Linked DNA regions of Mus musculus: region 1 is linked to region 2. A link is a loop called in an ENCODE intact Hi-C map of the cell type or tissue named here. Cell type or tissue: heart. All regions are shown on one strand. Each heading gives the region's core, and the rest is flanking DNA. Links, peaks and the distances in the headings are about the cores only. Region 1 holds the start of Gm35351 (a long non-coding RNA gene). Region 2 has its middle 60 kb from the start of Gm40146.

Region 1 (10,246 bases), core at 1,275-9,274, 360 kb after region 2:
AAGTGAAGTCAGAATAAGACAGCATATATTGGACTAGGAAGAGGGAAACACAGACAAGCAGAATAAAAAGAAACTAAAGAAGATTATTGCCCCAAAAGGAGGAAAATGCATAAACAAAGGTTAGATGAATATGTTAAAGGTAGTAAATAAAAATATTTTAAAATTTTAAACTGTAACCGAGCAGTGGTGGCACATGCCTTTAATCCCAGCACTGGGGAGGCAGAAGCAGGCAGATTTCTGAGTTCGAGGCCAGCCTGGTCTACAAAGTGAGTTCCAGGACAGCCAGGGCTACATAGAGAAACCCTGTCAAACAAATAAACAAAAAATTTAAACTCTAACACTATTACACTGCACTGATTACAAATGTGCTTTCTATACAAGTATCATATTGCCAAATTGCCTATTTTATTTGAAACAAAATAAGAGACTTGCTAGTTGTGTCGCTTAAGAAACAAAACAAACCAGAACAAGAACCCATGTGAAGTCAGTGAAGTGTTCCATCACCTTCTTTCTGATTTCTCAAGTAAGATCTGCTATGTCTGTATGTGGGGTGGGGTGTCAGGAGCAGCTGAACACTGAGCTTCTGTTTTTCCTATGGCTTGTACTGTTGTTGAGTCTGTGTTGAAAAGTTCCTGATGTCTGCCAGAGCTGTTTCCACGGTAACTTTTTTTTTTCTTTTTGTATGTGTGCCAGGGACTTTGTATGCCACACTTAGCTCTCCCCTCTCTCCTGAAGAGTCCTGGGAGAATACCCTTTACCTGGTTGGGAACATTCACCTAAAGTTTGTGTCCTGTCACATTGAGAGTATGAGACAGAGAGAGACAGGTAAAATCAAAGGACCTCCTACCTTCAAGATGCCATCGATCGTGCCTCTGGAGGGATGCCACTGTGAAGTCAGACAGTACTGGGAATTAAGAGTTCTTGGGTCCATAGCAGTGAAGCATGGCTAGCAGCTCACGATTGTAAATGACTCTTTGGCTTCAAGTTCAGGGCTGTTGAACTCAGTGAGTAAGTTCTGCTGATAAGAGGTGGTTTTAGCTGCAGAAGACAAGACTCTCTCTGTTAAGGCACTTCTCAGCTTGAGCCCAACCCCTGCCTTCTGCATCCTTTCATTTAGCAGTGTCCGACCCTCTTGCTCTCAACAACTGTATCTCTGAGTCTTTCAGCAGGGGCTTGTGGTAGGCTAAACTGAGGCTCTCTGACCGGTGGGTGCTAGCTGATGTCAAGCTCTGAGCTAGCTCAGATGTCAACAGTGGTGGTTAGTTCAATGGTACCGGGGCCATTGTCTTCCAAGTAGTTTATCCTGACAAAACGGGATTTCTGTTGGCCTCTGACCCACAGACTGGAGAAGTTACTCTCTCTTTCTAGAACAGCAGTAGTGGGATGTGAGGCAGCTGTGGCCTGGGGGTAAAGCTGCTGTGGCTGCCTCCAGCTTATCTTTGGAAGCAGCGTCCACTTCCCCTCCCTCTACCAGTGAACTTTGTGGCTGAGGCTGTGTGTTTCTTCACTTTACCTTGTAAATGAATGATTTGTTCCTTAGGCCCTGGTTCGTTTGTTTGTTTATTTGTTTGTTTTAAATTTTTGGAGCTTGTTTCATCATTGGATTATAAGTGTTCAAAAGCTCAGTGTGAAATTCAGTGAATCATTAAAGTTGCACAAAAAGAAAAATGGGTTAAATGATCTAATCTCTTAACTTGTAAACTGAATATAGTGCAGCAGAATAGACAGAGCACAGCATTCCAGGGCACTTCACCTTCCTAAGACAGGTGGACTTGAGATGGAGAACAGGGAAATCTTCTGTTATTATCAGTTAAATTCTGATATGTGAGCTTCTCTACTCTGTAAAATGTCATGTTTTTATCTCAGACATACATACTGATAACATGAGACAGAACATTAAGTAGTGGTAAATAAGCCGGGCGTGGTGTCGAACGCCTTTAATCCCAGCACTTGGGAGGCAGAGGCAGGTGGATTTCTAAATTCAAGGCCAGCCTGGTCTACAGAGTGAGTTCCAGGACAGCCAAGACTACAGAGAAACCCTGTCTCCAAAAACAAAAACAAAAAACAAACAAACAAAGTAGTGGTAAATAAGGCAACTTAAGGGAAACCAGAATTGCTCTTTTTCCAAAAGGAAATCTTTGAGATGAAGTAACGTGAAGGAATTGGTTCTCGGTTCCAGGAACAGTGGGAAAATCTTAGAATTGTATCCTTTGTTTCTATTAAAATTACCAGCTTGACAGTTTGCAGTGCTGAAACACAGCACTCAATCTACTCAGAGCATCTCAAACTATTTTCTATCTCAGCTAAATAAACTTGGTCACGCTGTGTTCCCATGAAGAGGAATGCAGTGTCTTTAAAATTTGAAAGACCTGTTATTTGATCTATCTCTTGTTATTTTCATGACTAGAAGGGTTACTGGCAAGCCTTAAAGAGCAGTGCTAGCTCAAGCATGCTTGGCATGAAAACTTATCACTCAACATGGCGAGAGCACTGCCTAAAGGTGTGAAGATCTGAGTTCCCTTCAGCCCTGGAACACCCAGGCCAAAGGTACCTACAGGGGGCGTGCTTTGAACATTGCTCCTCACAAAGTGCATTTCAGACCAGTGCTCTTCACTGCATTTGTCTATGGTTCAGTTGCTCATTTGTGCTGAGCAGGAGTCCATAACCATTAAGATCCCCGTGTATTTAAGAAAGGTGGGCGTCAGGGAGATGATATGACTCTGTGGCTTTAGTCTCCCCAAACCTCAAAGCTCAGCACGTGGGGAGGGGATAGTTTTGATACAACACGGGTGTTTCCTTAGGTCTTCACAGAAAACCTCAGCATTCACTAATATCAGTGACTCTCAAGTACTATCTCCAGGAACTGTTGGGAAATAGCTCCTTATGATAGAAGAGACTGTATATTAATGTTTCCTGAAAAATACATTAAAATCTGAACCATGATAGGACCGTCCTTCAGTGTAGACTGGCTAGACATTTTTGAAGAATCAGCATATTATATGGGAAAAAATAGCAGATGTAGAATCCAAAAAAAAAAATCTCATTTGGAGTTGACAGGTGTGCTTTAAAGTTGTTTTTTTATAAGATCTATCTAGGCCACTAAATCTTTGTACTATTTTAAGACTAGGTTACTTTAGCTATAAATGGGGATTGTAGTAGTTATAGAAGACATGCAAAGCAACAGAAGACTTGAAACACAACAGGTCAGTCATCATAATTTGCATGGTGTTTATGAAGCTCTACCCATGGGAGCAGGGAGCTTCTTTTACAAGAAGAGCAACAACCTAGCTCTTGCAGGTCAACTGGGCTTCCAGTGTTTCCATTGTTTTTTCCCAGCCCTTTTTCTTATTTAATTACATGGTCACTGAGATAATCACGAAGCTCAAAGCTCGCTAAGACCGTATAGGCGTTGATGTATTGTGTTAAGTGAATATCTCCATAACAACCAGGCTCCTTGCTGATTTTGACCGATTTTACATACAATTGGTGGCGGGATGGCAAGTGAAGTGTATCTCCTTGCACTGCTAAAGGCCAGCCTCATCCTGGGTTTATACAGTGCCTCTCGTCTAGTGGAACCCTGAGTGGCTTCAGAATACTCCTGACCGGTGTCTACTTTTCCAGCCCCACCCTTCTCTCGTCCCCTGCCTGTGTAAAAAGATCCTTGATTTTATTTTTCCTCAGATTTTCCCAATAATGAATTGTATCCATCTGGCATGGGCTCACAAACAGATGCTTGCACATGCTAAAGAAAACAGTCAAGAAATTGAGACAGGAAAGAAAAGAGCAGGGCTCCATTTATAGGAAGGAAGAGGAGATGAAAATAACACGAGACAAATAAGTACACAGAGAACAGCAAAAGGCAGAAGGTTGTCTCACTAGAACAAGCCCCAGATGGTTTCTAGAAGGCTCCACGGCTCCTAGAACATAGGTGTGGGTTGTCTGTGGACATTTTAGAAGCAGCCCACTTTAGGAAGTTGCACGTTGATCCATTGCTGTCTGCTATGAGTCGGGACCAGCTGTCTTGTTGCTGTGAGATAAATTTCCACCTATTGTACTGGCATGTGAAAACAAAAATATGCCCATCAGTGCTGTGGGAATCTTCATCCTCAGAATAATGTGTGTAGTGAAAGATAAGAGAGATGATGTTGAAAGTTACATTTGATGTTTGAGCTTCAAATGACATAAAGGGGAAAAATCCTTTTGACAGCTTGAAGCCAACTTTGAAATAAGGCATATTGTTTAGTTTAGTTTCTTAGTATTTATGATGAATTTTAAATAAAATTTTATGCAATTGAAAATATAAACAAGTAATGCGATTGTGGGCCTGTCCACAAGTCCATAAGTCCGAAGCATTTTCCAGTTCATACTTCTTGAAAATGAAGTTTGTTTGTGCGTTAATGAGAGAATGCTATTAGGGGAGCTTAATAAGTTCAGCAAATTAAGTGTTAATTTCAGGGGAAAACTGAATCAGTTGAAAGGAATATTGCTTTTTTTTTGTGACTGAAAAGGGGTAGAGCCGTGGGAAGTCATTGTTAATAGCTTTTATCTATCTAGATATATAACAAATTCACTCAGATTTTTTAAATGTTAGCCCCTTTTGGAAACCAGAAGTCCCTGTAGAAAATTCCAAACAGTTACATCCTCCTGTGCTCAGGAAGATCCTAGAGGCGCAGAACAGTTAAACTCTAGAAAACTGGACTTTATAAAAAGAATGGTGCTTACTACAGTTACGTATAGCTCATTCTAGAGTGTTCTAGAAATACATAGAATACTAGGAATACTTTCTTTTGAGTTGTAGGCCTTCTCAAACAGTTTCATTCAATCTCATGCCATGCGTCTACAACACCAGGGACCTTATCATTTCATGAGTTAACCTTTGGAGTCACCTTTATTTTTCTGAGTACTTGGTCTTTGTCATTTTAGTCAGTTCTTTAAAGGTTCGTTTATTGAGCTTTCACCAATCATTTTAACTTAAACTGTATTTATCCACCCACCTAGATTTACAGATGGACAAATTCAACGTGTTTTTAGCCCTCGAAGCGTACCCACCCTTAACTGCTTCATGTATTTTCAGTGCATTGGTCTAGGATGGTACTTATGTACCCAATACTTGGGGGAAATGGTGCATATCTTATCTGATGTTAGAATCGATACTGTACTTTGCACTTACATTTATTAAATGCATACAAGTAAACTAAGTTATCTATTATACTTATAGGTTATATGTTTTCCTCAAGACTTTAAAGAAAACCACATGTGTCAATAGTTTTGTTCGTGTCGTCGACCACTATACAGTGAACTTCAGACTGTGAGTGACTAGTGAGAAGACAGACTCTCTACAGATACTAACAGGGAGGGTCAGGTCTTGGAGCAGAGTGCCATCAGATCCCCCACTCCAAGCCCCCAGCCAAGTTTCCTCCCAGACATTCTAATGACTAAAGCATCAAGCCTACAGTCTTTTAACATAGTCTGTGCAATAGAGTTATGCTGTCTTCTGCTCATATCAAACATGGCTATGCTGTCTAAATTCCTACCACCCTGTTCCCAGTTTCCTTCTAGTTAAATAGGCATGATACTCCTTTATAAAGTTGTTCCAGCCATGGAAGAATTTTTGGGTTCTCTCATAGACATGTGGTAAGTAGTCAACACATTGAGTCTATGAATGCTGAGTCTACACCATTTTGATCTTAGCTTTGAAATCAGACTTCCACTTCAACCATTACTCCAAGACTTTCGTTTCATAGCTATTGTCTGACATCTGCCCTAGATTTGGTAGATTGCATTGCTTTGTGAGTGGTTGAGAGCTTACTAGCTGACTTGAACACGATAGTCCTCTTATGATTCACTTTTAAGGTGGAATTTGAGGATAGGCCTGACTGATATTAACCTCTCCTACAAAGAGCTGGGAACTGGCCTTCACTGCCCATCTTAAATGGTACAATTGGTCTATTTGTCCTTTTGACCAGGCCTCAGCTTGGGACTTATTTCTTTACCCTCTATTGCCCTCTAGTGACTGCTTTCAGTACTGCCTCACCCGGGGTTTATCCTCCCACTGAAACCCTTGGTTTTCTAAGGACTATAAGAACAGTTAGTTGAATCGTTGCACAGAGTAGATTAAATTACATGCTGCATTTTAAACATATATCCATGTATTAAATTATTAATAATAGATATTTAAGACTCATGAAAATGAAGGAAATCAAGATACTGAAGGTGTAAAATGTGCCATGTCAAAAAGAGAAGCAGTTTAAACATTAGAAATTTATACTAATTACTACAGGCGCCATGATTAAACATTCTCCTTTGTTAGCCAATTGGTTGCATGGAAGTCACAAAAGGCATTATCGATCATTAAAAGCAACTTTGTATTATTTACAAAGTGCATGCAAAAAGAACATTGTTTAAGTTTGTTCTAACATAACGCTATCAGGGAAAGTTAAACATATGTTATACCTTAGTTTCAATAAGGAAAATTTATAAAAAAGGTGATTGATTTAAATTTTAAAATACAGTGAGTAATGAACAAAATGTTGATTTTTGCCATCCAAAGTACTTTAGTATTTGTCATTAACACAAGTACTGTTACCTCAAACTCAAACATAATTCACACGAAGACACAAATTTACTAAAATTAACAGGAGGGTGCAGTAATACTTTGATGAGAAAGCAAATATTTTTAAGACTTACAAATAGCTGGAAGATTGAGGGAAAGGCTCAAGAAATAGAAAATTCTCGATAAAGATCAAGAAAATAGATGATTCTTCTACAAGATGTGGGGAAGCTGGCTTAAAAACAACCAAGATAAAAAAAAATCTTAGTTTTCTGTGCTTGGAAGAACACAGTAAGATGTACAGCCAACAGACACTGAACTTCCCATGGAGGAAGGGGATAGTCCTATGGAATTCTGCAATGCTGAGAACCCATCCAGAGTACTAAATTCAACTCAAAGTGCCAGGTTAGCTCTGGCAAGCACAGACCATGATGCCTGGCAAAGTAACCAACTCAAGAGGAGGGGAGCAATCCTTACATGTGTGACGAACTCTGGGGGAGGGGGGTTCTGTACTTTCTGAGATTCTAAGCAAGGAGAGCCTGGGTGAACATTAAATTGAACCCATTATTAGTAACTACCTCAGATGGCCTGGAGTGAGGGGCCAGTTCTTAGTAGTTAGTGCATGTTGTGCAACTTCGCACACCTGCCTGAGACTGGACTCCAGAAGACACCTAAGAAGCCAGAGCAAACCTGTGCATGTCTGTAATCCCTGCACTGGAGACAAAGGACACAAGAGACTGTATGTAGCCAAGGGTAGCCTTGAATTTCATGATCTTCCTGCCTTAGCCTGATGAGTCTTGCACCATCGTGCCCAATTCTGAAGTAATTGTTACTACACTATCATGACTTGACTCTTGTAATTTAAAAAGTAAAGGCATGTAGACAGAGGAAGTAAGAAGCTAGAGACTTCTGTACAAGAAACAGAAGAGATACATCCATGTAACAGCAACAATATAGTTACTGTGTCTTGATGTGAAACCTGCTAAACTATAATGCTATGGATGGGGAGAAGTTATATAATTTATGCAAATATACAACATTATAAATATATTATTATTATTATTGAGGCAAACAGAAATTAAGGTTATGTAAATTAGAAAGAAACTTGGGAGAGTTTTACATATTAAAGACATAAATTATTTCTTCATATAGCTGTATATAGGAAGTGGTATAAAAAAGAACCTTTTATTTCATTACTATTTTTACTCTCTAATGTTCAGTGTTGATCATGTATAAAATCTGAGGTGTGTAAATGCGGTCCTTTCCACCATGCCCTAGTTCCCAAATAATGACTCAGGGGCTTATTATTTATTTAAAAATGCCCATGCCAAGCTAGGCCTGACCCTGTTAGCTTATAACTTAAATTAACCTGTTTCTACTTTTCTACTATTCTGTCTGCCACATGGCTACCTCTCTTCTGTTTTATGAGTCAAACTTCCTCCCAGTCCAAGCAGAGAATCTTCCCACACCTCAGACTCTTTCCTAGAGTTCCTCTCTCTCTGCCAAATGCCCCACCATTTTTTAACCCTTACCTCCCCCTTTTTAATGCCCCACCTTTTAATCCTGCCTCAATTTATTGGCCATCAGATTTTTATTGACAGGTGATGCTTCCACACAATACACAAGAAATCTTATCCCTACAGAAGTGGTAATTCACTTTGGAAAACATGATATTTTAAAATCGTCGTCAGTATCTTTTGCTTTTTGATGCATTTATTTTTGGTGCAAAAGTGTCTTTTGACATGTAAATCTTCTTGATATAAGCCCTTTTCTGTCTACATCGTTGCATTTATGCATGCCGACTACAAGTAAATCCAGAGTGGTGGCCCCATTAGAAGAGCTGTTTGCTTTAATTAAGGAGAGCAAGTACAGTCCCTGCTTTATCTAATTCAAGGAAGGAGACAGATAACAAACTGGAAAACAGGCTGTGCAAAGGGCGAAGAGGGAGATTCGGTCTCGCTGTCTTTCATTCAACCATCGAACAGGGTTAAATGTGATTTACACTCTTTTTATTTTAACTTAATCATTCCAATAACTGCAAAGCAAATTACTTTTATGCCGAGAGGGAAAAGTGATTCTAGGGGGAAATTTTTTTAAAGAATAGAAAGAAAGAGATTGCTTTCCTAAATCACTCTGCCAGCAACTCTGAACCAATTGATATTTTTCAAGCCCCTATGGGTTCCATCAAGATCCAAAATGGTTGGTTAAAATTACAGAAGCTATGTAGAAATTACTTAAGGGAAGTGTTTTGCCTTCCTTGAAAAAGAAGGAGAGACAAAAATAAAAAAAAAAAAAAAAAAAGCAGACCACGAGAATGTACCCAGTCCATTAAAAACAGACCACGAGAAAGTACCCAGTCCATTTCTAAGCAGTAATGATCATATGTTTATATAAACAGATCTATAGAAGCATAAAGGTAGCCTATATCGAGCATGTTAATATTTCTAGGGTTTCTGAGGGCAATTGTGCCAGGTTTTCATGGCTGTTTATGATGTCGCTTCATTCCTCAAAAACCTCCCCCTAATTTACATGCCTTGGAGTCAGTTCCACGGAATTCAGTGACCGCAACAGTAACATCAATTTCAGTAGTAAAAGTTGAAGTACCTCTATCCTAGCTTGTCCCCTTGTCAAAACTAATATTGAGGAGAGACTAAAAAAGAACTATGACATCATTTGTCTATTTGAACCCAGAAATGCTTGTTAATTTTTCTGTGTACTATTGTTCTCCATACTAGCACATAACTTCAAGAGCTAAAAATATTATCCTCAACTCCTGAGTTAAAATATATCCAAGATTTTTTTAAAGTCATAACTTTAGGAGAGAGCAATTAAAATGCTACTGATTCAAATGAGAATTGGGGAGGGTGTTTGTAAATACTTGTAAAGTTAAAGTGAATTTGATGAACATAATCCTGGTTAACACGCTTTAAAATATAATATTTGGGGCAATGATTTTCTATAGAGAAAAATAAAATTTATTTTTAATGAACAAATTTAGTTACATTGGTATGGTTAAAATAATTTGTTCTGCTCTCAATTTGCTACCACTTACATTGATAAAATACCCTTGGCAGTCAGAAGGCTTACATCTATTTCTATAAAAATGATGGTCCCCAGAAAGTCCTCTACCTGCCCCATCCCCAGCATGCCCCTGAAAGGACACCATGTAATCACTTTAGCCTGATTCCAGACCATGGACAACTGCTTTAATACAGAACATAATTTTGTTGGACTTGTTGGTTTCAATTTTTTTGAATAGATCATTTTTGATGGCTAATTGATTCTACAACGATGAACCCTTAGACACCTGCTTACTTGACAAGGAACTAGTAACTTAATGCAGTAGTTTATCTTTTGCTTGCCACATCAAATCAGTTCAACACAAGTCTATCATAGTTCTTTTTTTTTTTTTAACTAACCAGATCTTATCTTCTTCTGCTTAAAACTTCCCAATTTCCTTTACTGAATTTAGCATACAAGCAAAGACTAGGAACAAACAAATGTGCACAACATCTTTCGACTGTGGTCATAGATACTCACTTGTGAAAGGAGCTCTTGAATATCTTTGGTGATTTCCAGCTGTTGTATAAATATTTCCTCCTCTGAATGGAAATATTCTATCCTGAAGGGAGAAGGAAAACTGAAAAGACTCAAGGATCCATGGAAACTTCCAAGGCTCAGAATGTTCAGAAAGCC
Region 2 (10,246 bases), core at 786-8,785:
ATTCAGATTGCCATCAAGTTAACTTTATCCTTATTTTTAATTTTTAAATCCTAGCAAGAAGTATTTCCATATAAACACTTAGAGAACTACCCCAAATTTCTGGCTAGTATTTAGGATTAGCTCCCCCATATTGAAAAAATTCCTATTACCTATTCAAAGTCTAGTTTCCTTCAGAAAAGTAATAAAGTACTTGGCATACATGTCTCTTCAGTACAGTTCACCCTCTTGTTCTTTTAAATACCTACTCCAAATCAATCAATTTTAAGCCATATTAAGCAAAATGCCTTTATAACTCTCTAGAAGTTCTGTTTGAATTTACAATTTGCTTCTATAAAATGCTTTCATAATATATTTTTCATGGCTTAAGATGATCATGCCCAGACTTCTGCTTTTGTATTTTAGACTAACAAATGACAGAGGGGTTCAACATGATTTATACCCAGGTGGTTTCAAGTGACATGTCTTGATGTGGAAGCTGACTAATTTCACTCATTCACTGGTTGTGGGCCTATCTCATTCAGGATAAAACTTTTGTTTTCTTCCAAAAGCACTTTATCTTCTTAGATGCTTTAAAGGAATCCCTATCAAAGACATCAGACATCCAAAATACTTTGGACAGGTGACATCTCCTGTGATGGCACTGGAAAGAAAACCAACCAGGTAAAATTGCAACACAGCTTCATTCTGACTGTCTGCTTAGGGGAGTCATGTCTACTGTTCTCTTAAAATAACTTTGGCTGGGAATTCCTCATTATGTATGCTGTGGACTTCTTGGAAGCAACTCCTAAATAAATTATAATGTAGGTTAAAGTATTCTTTTCTTATAGGTAATATCCTTTTCACAATTTAAATTATATAAAAGAACATTATTTTTTTCTCAGAACTATGGCTGTTTTTATCTAGAAATGTAAGGAAACCATATTCAACAATATGGTTAAGGCAATAGAATTTGCTTTATGACTCTATGACATTCTGACATTTTTTCCCTGTGGAGAAAAGAGGAAGATAAACATTAATAATTACATGAGCAAGTGACCCTGAGAAGCAAATACACAGACTGCCTAGAACTGTACTTATGCCTGCAAGGGAACAGAAATGAGTTGTTAATGCCCATCTGAAATGCATGTATAACACTCTAATATCCTTTTAAAATGAACAAATCATCTCTTCTGTCCACACATGGATTATTACTGGATAAAATGTACAAATAGTTCCCTTTGCACGTGGTGTATGTATATGAGTGTGAGTGTGAGTGTGTGTGTGTGTGTGTGTGTGTGTGTGTGTGTGTGTGTGTGTGTGTGTGTGTTAGAGGAAATTGAGTGGTAGTGGAAAAGATAATTATATGCTGTGAAGGAGCAAGGTTGGTGTGTGTGTGTGTGTGTGTGTGTCTGTGTGTGTGTATGTGTGTGTGTGTGTGTGTGTCTGTGTGTGTGTGTGTGTAGGTAGCTAATTCTCTGCTTACCTATAGGAATGCTGGGATTAGAGTCTTCAGTGCCAGAGAAGAAAGTCAGCACCACTCTCTGCCTTCAAAGGACCCTACATCATCCAGTCATGCTGGCATTGACTAAGTTTCTGTCTCTCTCAGCTAACCAGCTAATATTAAAAGTCCTCAGATGCATTTATGTAATGTTATATATGAGAAAAATGGACTCCCATGTCCTAGCTTTATCGTGACCTGAAGTCAGTATTACTTGGATTCTCTTAGAACCCTGGGAATTTTGACAATAAATTACTCTTCTGTTTTAAACCTTTAGATATGGTATTTTGCTCCCCTATCTGAATTTTAAAACATAATGTGTCATTGTGACATTTCATACATCATCATAGTTTGTTCTTACCTTCCACGTAGCCCTCTTCCATCCTACCCTGATGTTCTTTTTAATTCTGCAAAAGTCTTTCATTAAAAAAAAATATTCATGTATGTGTGTGTGTGTGTGTGTGTGTGTGTGTTCACACTATGCATGTGTGTATGTCATGGAGCATGTGTAGGGCTCAAAGGAATATTTACAGAGGTATTATTTCATTCCACCGAGTGGGTCTCAGCAATCAGGTTTTCAGGCTTTGTGACAAGAGTGTTTACCTGTGGAACCCTCTTGACAGCTGGTCTCACTTTTTTGTCACAAACATTTTATTGCTCTGTTTTGTTTCCCCCTCCTACTCCTTTGAGACTATATCACAGCCACCCACCTGCTTCTGCCCTTGGGTTCTGGGATTACAGGTGCTTGTCACCATGCACAGTTAATATCTGCATACCATATTCTGTTTTATTTATTTCTACCTATTTTTTTCTAGTGGCAGTCTGCTTTTTTAAAGTTTAAATCTTTTTAAAGTTTCAGTCTTTTTTTTGTCCCTCCCTCCCTCCCTCAAATTTTCAGTCTTTTATGGTGTATGTATGTGCATGATAGTGTGTAGTGTGTGTGTGTGTGTGTGTGTGTGTGTGTGTGTGTGTGTGTGTGTGAGAGAGAGAGAGAGAGAGAGAGAGAGAGAGAGAGAGAGAGAGAGAGAAGAGTTACTTGTGGGAATCATTTAGATTCTGTTTGGAAAAGGAGAAAACATTTTTCAGAAACATCATTTGAGATAAAAATGTTCATGTTCTGTGGCTGGAGAGATGGCTGTGTTTAAGAAAGAGCACCTGCTACTTCAGAAGAGTTTGGTTTTCACATTCAAGTCAGGTGGGTCACAACTGCCTATAGCTCCAGCTCCAGGAGAATATGACACCCTCTTCTGGTTACCATGGACACCATCAGATATGTGAACACCGTTTACTGTTCCCAGGAGAGCACATCTACATACAAATAGTTGTAAAATGAGATCATCGTTTAAAAATTTTTAAGTTGCAGTGTCTTTAATACGTCACTAAGCAGCAACCATCTCCCTTTTTGCATCCCTCCTGTGACATAAGAAAGGCTGAGAAGAGAGAAAGGCTGGTCTCAGAGGGGACAATGGAGGAGAACTCAACCTTGGTAAAAGCCACTTTATAGTTCCAACTTTGTTCATAATAATTCTAGAAGAAAGTCCTAGGATTCTCTTAGGACACTGAATTTTGACAATAAAGTACCTTCTGTCTTAAACCCTTGGTTGTAATCAGATAAAGTGCTATTTGTAACACTAAACCATTCACTCATGAGATTCTCAGTTCGGAAGAAAACTGCAGTCTTAAAGCAGACTCTCATCTGATACATTTTAGGATATTTCAGCATGTAGTTCTTGTATGCTGTAATACATTAGTCTGGGAAAACAGTCTCTCCACAAATGGTTTTCTTCTTAGGACAGTCACTTAATGCCCTCTTCTGGTTATAGATCAAAGCAAAATCACTCTTATTGCAATGGTATTATCTGAAAACGTGAATGTACTATTTATTTTTTAATGATTTATTTCATAGTATGTTTCAACAATGTTTACTCTTTGCATATTTTAAAAGTTAATCTGCACTATTGATGCTAAAGGAATTCAAATGTTTAACCAAATTTTAATAAATATAGCTTAAAATATTTTTCAAGATTGGAGTCTATGTACTGGGAATTATTATTTTTGATAAAAATAAGCTAGCTCACAACTCTTTTCATACTTTTATAAAGAAAATCTTATATAGATATTCTAAACTATGGTGTTACTATAATTATTAATATCTAAGGTTCTGCCCACACATGTATATGGGAGTAGCTAAATCATCTGAATAGTCCATTAGTGGGTCAAATACATGATGGTATTTTAAATTTTTAACTTTATTTAATATGTATAGCCAGTTGTCCATACTTCAGTGGATGGCCCTAAACCTATGGTCACATAAGTAGCAATTAATGAACTAAATGGATTGTAAAAAGAGTGTATTAAGTTGGAAAAAGAACATGAAGAGGAAACAGGGAAGTTACAGGGGAATGATAGGGAGAGAATATGATCAAAAACACTGTTTACATATAGGAAACTCTCAAAGATTAAAAAAAAATAGAAACAACAATACTTCTAACTAATAAGAGATTTTAAAGCCTGTAGAATTAATAATTGATGTATATATGTAGGTAGCATCCGGATGCTACCTTGAACATACTGAACTGTATTGTTTGCAGTAAGATTATTATTTTTAGAGTAAACAATTTTAAGGTAAATTAATTTCAGATTGTCTTGGGCTAATAGTGGTGTACTCCTTTCAGAAAGGGAACCTGTGGAATAACTTCAAGACAACTCTGAGGATCCAGCCTCCCGAGTGGGCTGTCCAAAGTGGCTATTATCTAACGGATGCTAAGATCAGGGAAAGTGAAGCAATGTTCCTTTGGGAATTAAGTTCAGAAAAAAACAGACCTGCATTTTGTGCTTCCTCTCTTAGCCTTTCTGCCTCAGTCTGTTGCTCTGAGTAATGCCGTGTGCATACCAAACGCTTCATATGAGCAACCACCCGGGGAAAGCCAGATGCCATGGGGTTGATGCCTCTGGCTACAGGTCATTAAGGATCTGAAGCCCAGCCATAACACATCCACTGGCAAATGGAAGCTTACAGGTATTCAAAGAATCCAAGTGTAAACAATAGGATTTCTCCCATGTCCACCCACAAAAATCTATAGTATCTGTTCATAGATGAAATGCTCAGAATTACCAAATTGAAAAGAACTCAGGGGAGGCTCACACATAAGGAGAAATTTGGCAGCAGTCTAGAACTTGATTTGACCCCGAGAAAAACTGCAGCATAAAAACTAAACAAGGCATTTTTCGAACTAAGAAATTTACCAAAGTTTCTTGTCGACTTTGCCACTTGATGGAGCCATAATGCCAGATAACTTTAAAACCCACTTGATTTTCTCAGGAGCAGTCCTTGGGAGACATGTAGGCAAAAATACATTATCCTAGTCACTGTTTGTTCCATTGCCCACTGTCTTCCTCCTCTGAGCAATTGCTATAGCATGACGTGAGAAAATTTAAGATTGCCTTATGCTAATAGTACAGGATAGTTGCTTTATTTTTCTTTAGTTAGGGTGTGAGTGTTCAGGTGGGTGCTGATACAAATGAAATGTATGTTCGTGCCTGTAGGCAGAAGAAGTCTATCTTGGAGCTTTCAACAGTTGTTCTTATTATTTGAGACAGGATTTCTCGCTGGATCAGAAGCTAGCCTCTTGTGCTAGTCTGGCTGGCTAGCAAGGCCCAGCGAGTGACTTGTCTTGATGGATTACAGTATACACTGCCACACTGAGCTTGTCATGAGGATCCTGGGAATCTAAACTCAAATCTTCACCTTGCATGGTAAATCTATTCTAACAAATCAGAATTAGTAAAAACATTAAGGACAGAGATCATACCTTTAAGATGTGTATGCAAATATCATGAACAGAAGGGCCAGTTTTCTTAAAGAGTAAATCCTGGGCAGGATGTGTGGGTCAATCATAGGTTAGAGGAAGACTAAGCATTTCAAGGAAGAGTGAATGCATAAGGGAAAGAAGTGGTGGTTTTAGGCAACAGCCATAGCCTTATTCTTAGCAAGTCTGTTTAGTTTGTTTTGTAAATAAAGGGCATCAATCTATATAAAATCTTTGGCTCTCAACATTTCTAGAATCCAGAATTTCTCAGGATTTGTAAAGAAAAATCGCATCTGGTAGAATACAGCATCTTCCCAGAACATCTGAAGTAGTGCCAGATCAGTAAGTACCTTGAAGAATACATTCTACAATAATGGGACACTTTACATTTCCAGGTAGAGTATTAGGGACAAATGCAAGATAAGATGTGCCATGAAGTCAATGAGTGAAAAAAGGGAGTTTCAGGAATTAGGATGAGACAGAAGGAATGACAAGAAACTTCAGTAGCTTCAGGTGGTCTTGTTGTCCATGCACTATAGTTTTTGCTATTGTCTTAAAGTAGGGAAAGGAAAATGAGCTTCTATATTCTCATGTGATTAAATATTGGATAAGTGATGAAGAAGGGTGAAGTTGAGTGTTGTGGTTTCTTGAACCTGATAGTAGTTGACAATAGGAAACATACTGACCATCTTCACAAACCTGAGAGCATGACTTCTTCATTCCTGGTCTGTAACCTGTAACATTATATGTGAAGATTCTAGCCATCAAGGTCTGGTGACCAACACCTTCCCAGAAAATGGTCACTACCCCTTTCTATTGAACACCCAAACCAACAATGTGTAAGCTATAGTACATAGGCATTCTTTTAGATATATGTTGAGACACTGAGATGGAACTGAACTGAGTCTATGGGAAATGGATTGAGCCTACTTGTGTCTTCCACGTTCTATCATGTATAACATAGTAAGAGGCATGACTGTGGAAGGAGTGAGTGGGCCCCACTGGACTCTGAAGCTCTGATCCCTTCATGTTTGACTTCCCATCTTCTACGACTGTGTAAAACAAATTTCTCATGCTTAGAAATTATATAGTAGGTGGTATTTTGTACAGCAGTGGAACATGGTAGTCTACCAAGAGGTGACCAAGTGATTATCAGAACATGATATACGCTCCTACCTGTCTCCTTGTGCTATGTTGTCCAGAAGAAAAGAGACAGACAAACCTGATAATGTGATAACTTTACTTCTCACTCTCTGTTCACATATAGAAGCAACACGGAGAACTTGAGAAATGATTGTTTATAAGGGTTAACAAAGATTGTGATGTGTTTCTTAGTGACAATCTTTCCCTTTAGAGGGATGGGATCTCAGAGTGGCAGGGATGAGAAAAAGAAATTCAGTTGGGTCACTGAGAATGAATGACATTTGTGGAGCAATCTTACTTCCACACTTTGTTCTTAAAGGCATATTTATTTACTTACTGTGATTAAGCTTTAGATATTGACTTTCAAAGGATCTTAGGTCGTATAAATTCTAATGCAGTGGTGCGAACTATAGCATCATGAGAAAAATCCAAAATCTTGCAAGTAATATGTACCTATTCTTATAAAAAGTAAATCAATACCCTAGCCAAAATGGAAGGGATGGAGAGAATGTATTCAGTGTATCAATCGGCCAGTTGGTCTCAAGTGATAAATTTCATTTTTACTGCATTACCCAAGATGATTTTTCTTTGTGTATGTGGCCCAGAGAAGTCCAGAGTTTAGATATCCCATGTTCTAAAATACGGAATACTTTCTATAACACAAACTCCTGGCTTTCAAAGTTTCCACTGAGAAATCAGCTATTATTTATTCTGATACGCTTTCCTTTATATGTTGTGACTTAAGGTTTTGACTTTTGCTGCTTCAATTCTTTTTGTTCTATATTGTGTAGTGTTTTAACTATGATAGGCCATGGAGAACTTCTGGTTTTGTCTGCCATGGTCTTTTTTCCTTCTTCTGTCTCTGTGAGTATGTCTTTCTTCAGTTTGGAGAAGTTTTCCTTTTGATCTGGTTGAATATTTGATCTGTGACATTGGACTTGACCTAGAACGAATGTTTTACCTTGATCACAAATTTGTTTCAAGCTTACTTTTTTCTCTTAGTACAATTAGCCCATCACGTATGAAGGTTTTCTGAGCTTTATTTGCAACTTTATTCTATAGGGGGCTTGGGATTATTTGTGTTATTTTAAGCATTCTATGAAATCATTATCAAGAGTTGTGAAATCATCAATTCGTTTATACAGCATTATTACATAAGAGTACATTTTCATAATGATCTTCAGGAAATCTTAATAGGATGGGCTAGTGCCCCGGTATCATTATTAGGCTTTGTAATAGTGACAGGAAAGGCATATCACCAGCAAACTTCTGGGATGAAGTCTCTGGTGACTTTACATCTCAGAGCTCACCCATCTCAGGCCATGAAAAATGGTGGGCCATCTCTAGAAAACTCATTTGCATGCATTAGTCTTTCCTAGATGGCTCCTGACAATACATTATCCCAGGTATATCTTGGATTCTTTTATTTTCTTCAGTTATATTTAATACATTAAAAATTACCAATCATTTATATAAAACGTCCCTATATGACATCTATTTGTCTCCTCATTAATTGAGCAATCAACTTTACTCTGCCTCCTCTCAGATCAAACTACTTTTCCACTGCCTGCACATCAGAAATTGATTAATGTACCAAAATACAAGCTGCCTGTCACTTGCAAACCTTGTAACTGGGTGTAGAGCATGCCAATTATCACCATTTCCCATAAATAAAATCCAAAATCAATATAGAATTCAAAGTAATTCTACCATTTCAGCCTGGCTCCTACAGCTCCTTTAGAAATCTGAGTTTATAGAGCCACGGAATTATTGGTAACTCCAGAAATATACTGTTGGTTTCTTTGCATATATATCCAAAAGAGGGTTGATATCCACCCAGCTCCTCTGCTTTAATGTTTATTACAAATCTAAAGTTTGTGTGTCTTTTATTTGGGAACTATATGTTCTAAGTGAAATAATAAACCTCAGATTAATATTTACCACAACACAATATTTTACTGTTTTTTCCAATTTTTATTAGATATTTTCTTCATTTACATTTCAAATGCTATCCAGAAAGTCCCCTATACCCCCCCCCACACCCTGCTCCCCTACCCACCCACTCCCACTTCTTGGTCCTGGCATTCCCATGTATTGGGGCATATAAATTTTGCAACACCAAGGGGCCTCTCTTCCCAATGATGTCTGACTAGGCCATCTTCTGCTACATATGCAGCTAGAGACACGAGCTCTGGGGGTACTGGTTAGTTCATATTGTTGTTCCAACTATCAGGTTGCAGACCCCTTCAGCTCCTTGAGTACTTTCTCTAGCTCCTCCATTGGGGACCCTGTGTTCCATCCAATAGCTGACTATGAGCATCCACTTCTGTATTTGCTAGGCACTGGCATAGTCTCAGAAAATTAAATAATACTATTAAAAAATGGGGCACAGAGCTAAACAAAGAATTCTCAACTGAGAAATACCAAATGGCTGAGAAGCACCTACAAAATGTTCAACATCCTTAATCATTAGGGAAATGTAAATCAAAACAACCCTGAGATTTCATCTAACACCAGTCAGAATGGCTAAGATCAAAAATTCAGGTGACAGCAGATGCTGGCAAGGATGTGGAGAAAGAGGAACACTCCTCCACTGTTGGTGGGATTGCAAGCTTGTACAACCACTCTGGAAATCAGTCTGGCGGTTCCTCAGAAAATTGGACATAGTACTACCGGAAGATCCAGCAATACTTCTCCTGAGCATATACCCAGAAGATGTTACAACTTGTGATAAGGACATGTGCTCCACTATGTTCATAGCAGCCTTATTTATAATAGCCAGAAGCTGGAAAGAACCCAGATGCCCCTCAACAGAGGAATGGATACAGAAAATGTGGTACATTTACACAATGGAGTACTACTCAGCAATTAAAAACAGTTACTATGTTTCTTAAATATAGTAAACAAGCAGGATACAGCAAAATTCTTTCAAATGTAGGTCCAAAGTCATCCTATTAGAGAACTATTAGGAGTTCATACAGATTAGGCCATATCGATGACAACCTATAAGTTACTGTGGTGTCTACCAGAGGACGATTTCTAAGCAATCTATTAGGATACTGAAGTACTGAAGCCGTATTTCTGACAATTCGATTATGACAAATTGGAGTCAAAACATATGATGGAGAAAAGTTTTCTGATTAGATAGCAGCTCAAAACAACACTAAGATGGGCTTGGAAATTTCAAATACTATTCTTATAAATACACTTTCCCAGCAAAACTGAAATTACAAGAGACAAATGTTCAGTTGACCAGGCTGTGACCCAGGAAAATTCAGTAGTTTCCCTGATGAATGATCAGTAGCAATATTAAGACTCTGATGCTCTGCTTCTTAAAACGCCAGAGGACTTCAGAGTCTAGGGTTGCTCCCAAGTTCAGTTCTGTCTACTGCCTCAAACACATGGATTTTGAAATGTCTGGCTTGTTGACTTATCAAATACTTAACTCCAAAATTAAACCAGCACTGACTTGATATTAATATGTTAAATGCTCAAAAGTGTTTCTGTCTAAAAATGGCCTGTCTTTTTAAAAGAGTGTAATTGTTGTCAATATATTAATAATAATTGCTATTATAATTTAGCGATTTAATTATTTAATAAGTACTGACAAGTAAATTATCAGAGAAATATATTTTAAGAAATAAATTTTCTCAAAAAAGCCATTTGCTACAAAACATAAAATATGAACATGAACTAAAATAAGGGGAGGGGTACCACTTTGGTTCGTAAGTTCCTTGGCTAATATTGTAAAATTGTGAAGTAGCAATATAAATTAGTTTAGGAAAAAATTATCTAGAATTTCCATCAAAGATAAAAC

Evidence for each region. Peaks named below come from ENCODE experiments on the same cell type or tissue, not always from the same donor. Only the 100,000 strongest peaks of a DNase experiment are listed, where the experiment ranks them.
Region 1: it touches region 2 in a loop (10-fold over the local background); 9 of 42 quality-filtered maps call a loop at or near these places.

The regions. Positions count from the first base shown.
Region 1 is chr3:126,397,039-126,407,284 of GRCm38, forward strand. The region is part of intron 1 of Arsj (arylsulfatase J); the gene reads left to right. It overlaps Gm35351 (a long non-coding RNA gene), which reads right to left and starts at 10,162. Exons shown (of 3, transcript XR_376048.3): 1 at 10,091-10,162; 2 at 848-1,038. In heart, for the core only: a CTCF peak has its summit at 6,023 (motif pointing left); no DNase peak of the experiment used is centred there; H3K27ac peaks cover 144 bases.
Region 2 is chr3:126,041,796-126,052,041 of GRCm38, forward strand. No RefSeq gene overlaps it. Among named protein-coding and RNA genes, the nearest start is that of Gm40146, 60 kb to the right of the region's middle. In heart, for the core only: a CTCF peak has its summit at 4,749 (motif pointing right); no DNase peak of the experiment used is centred there.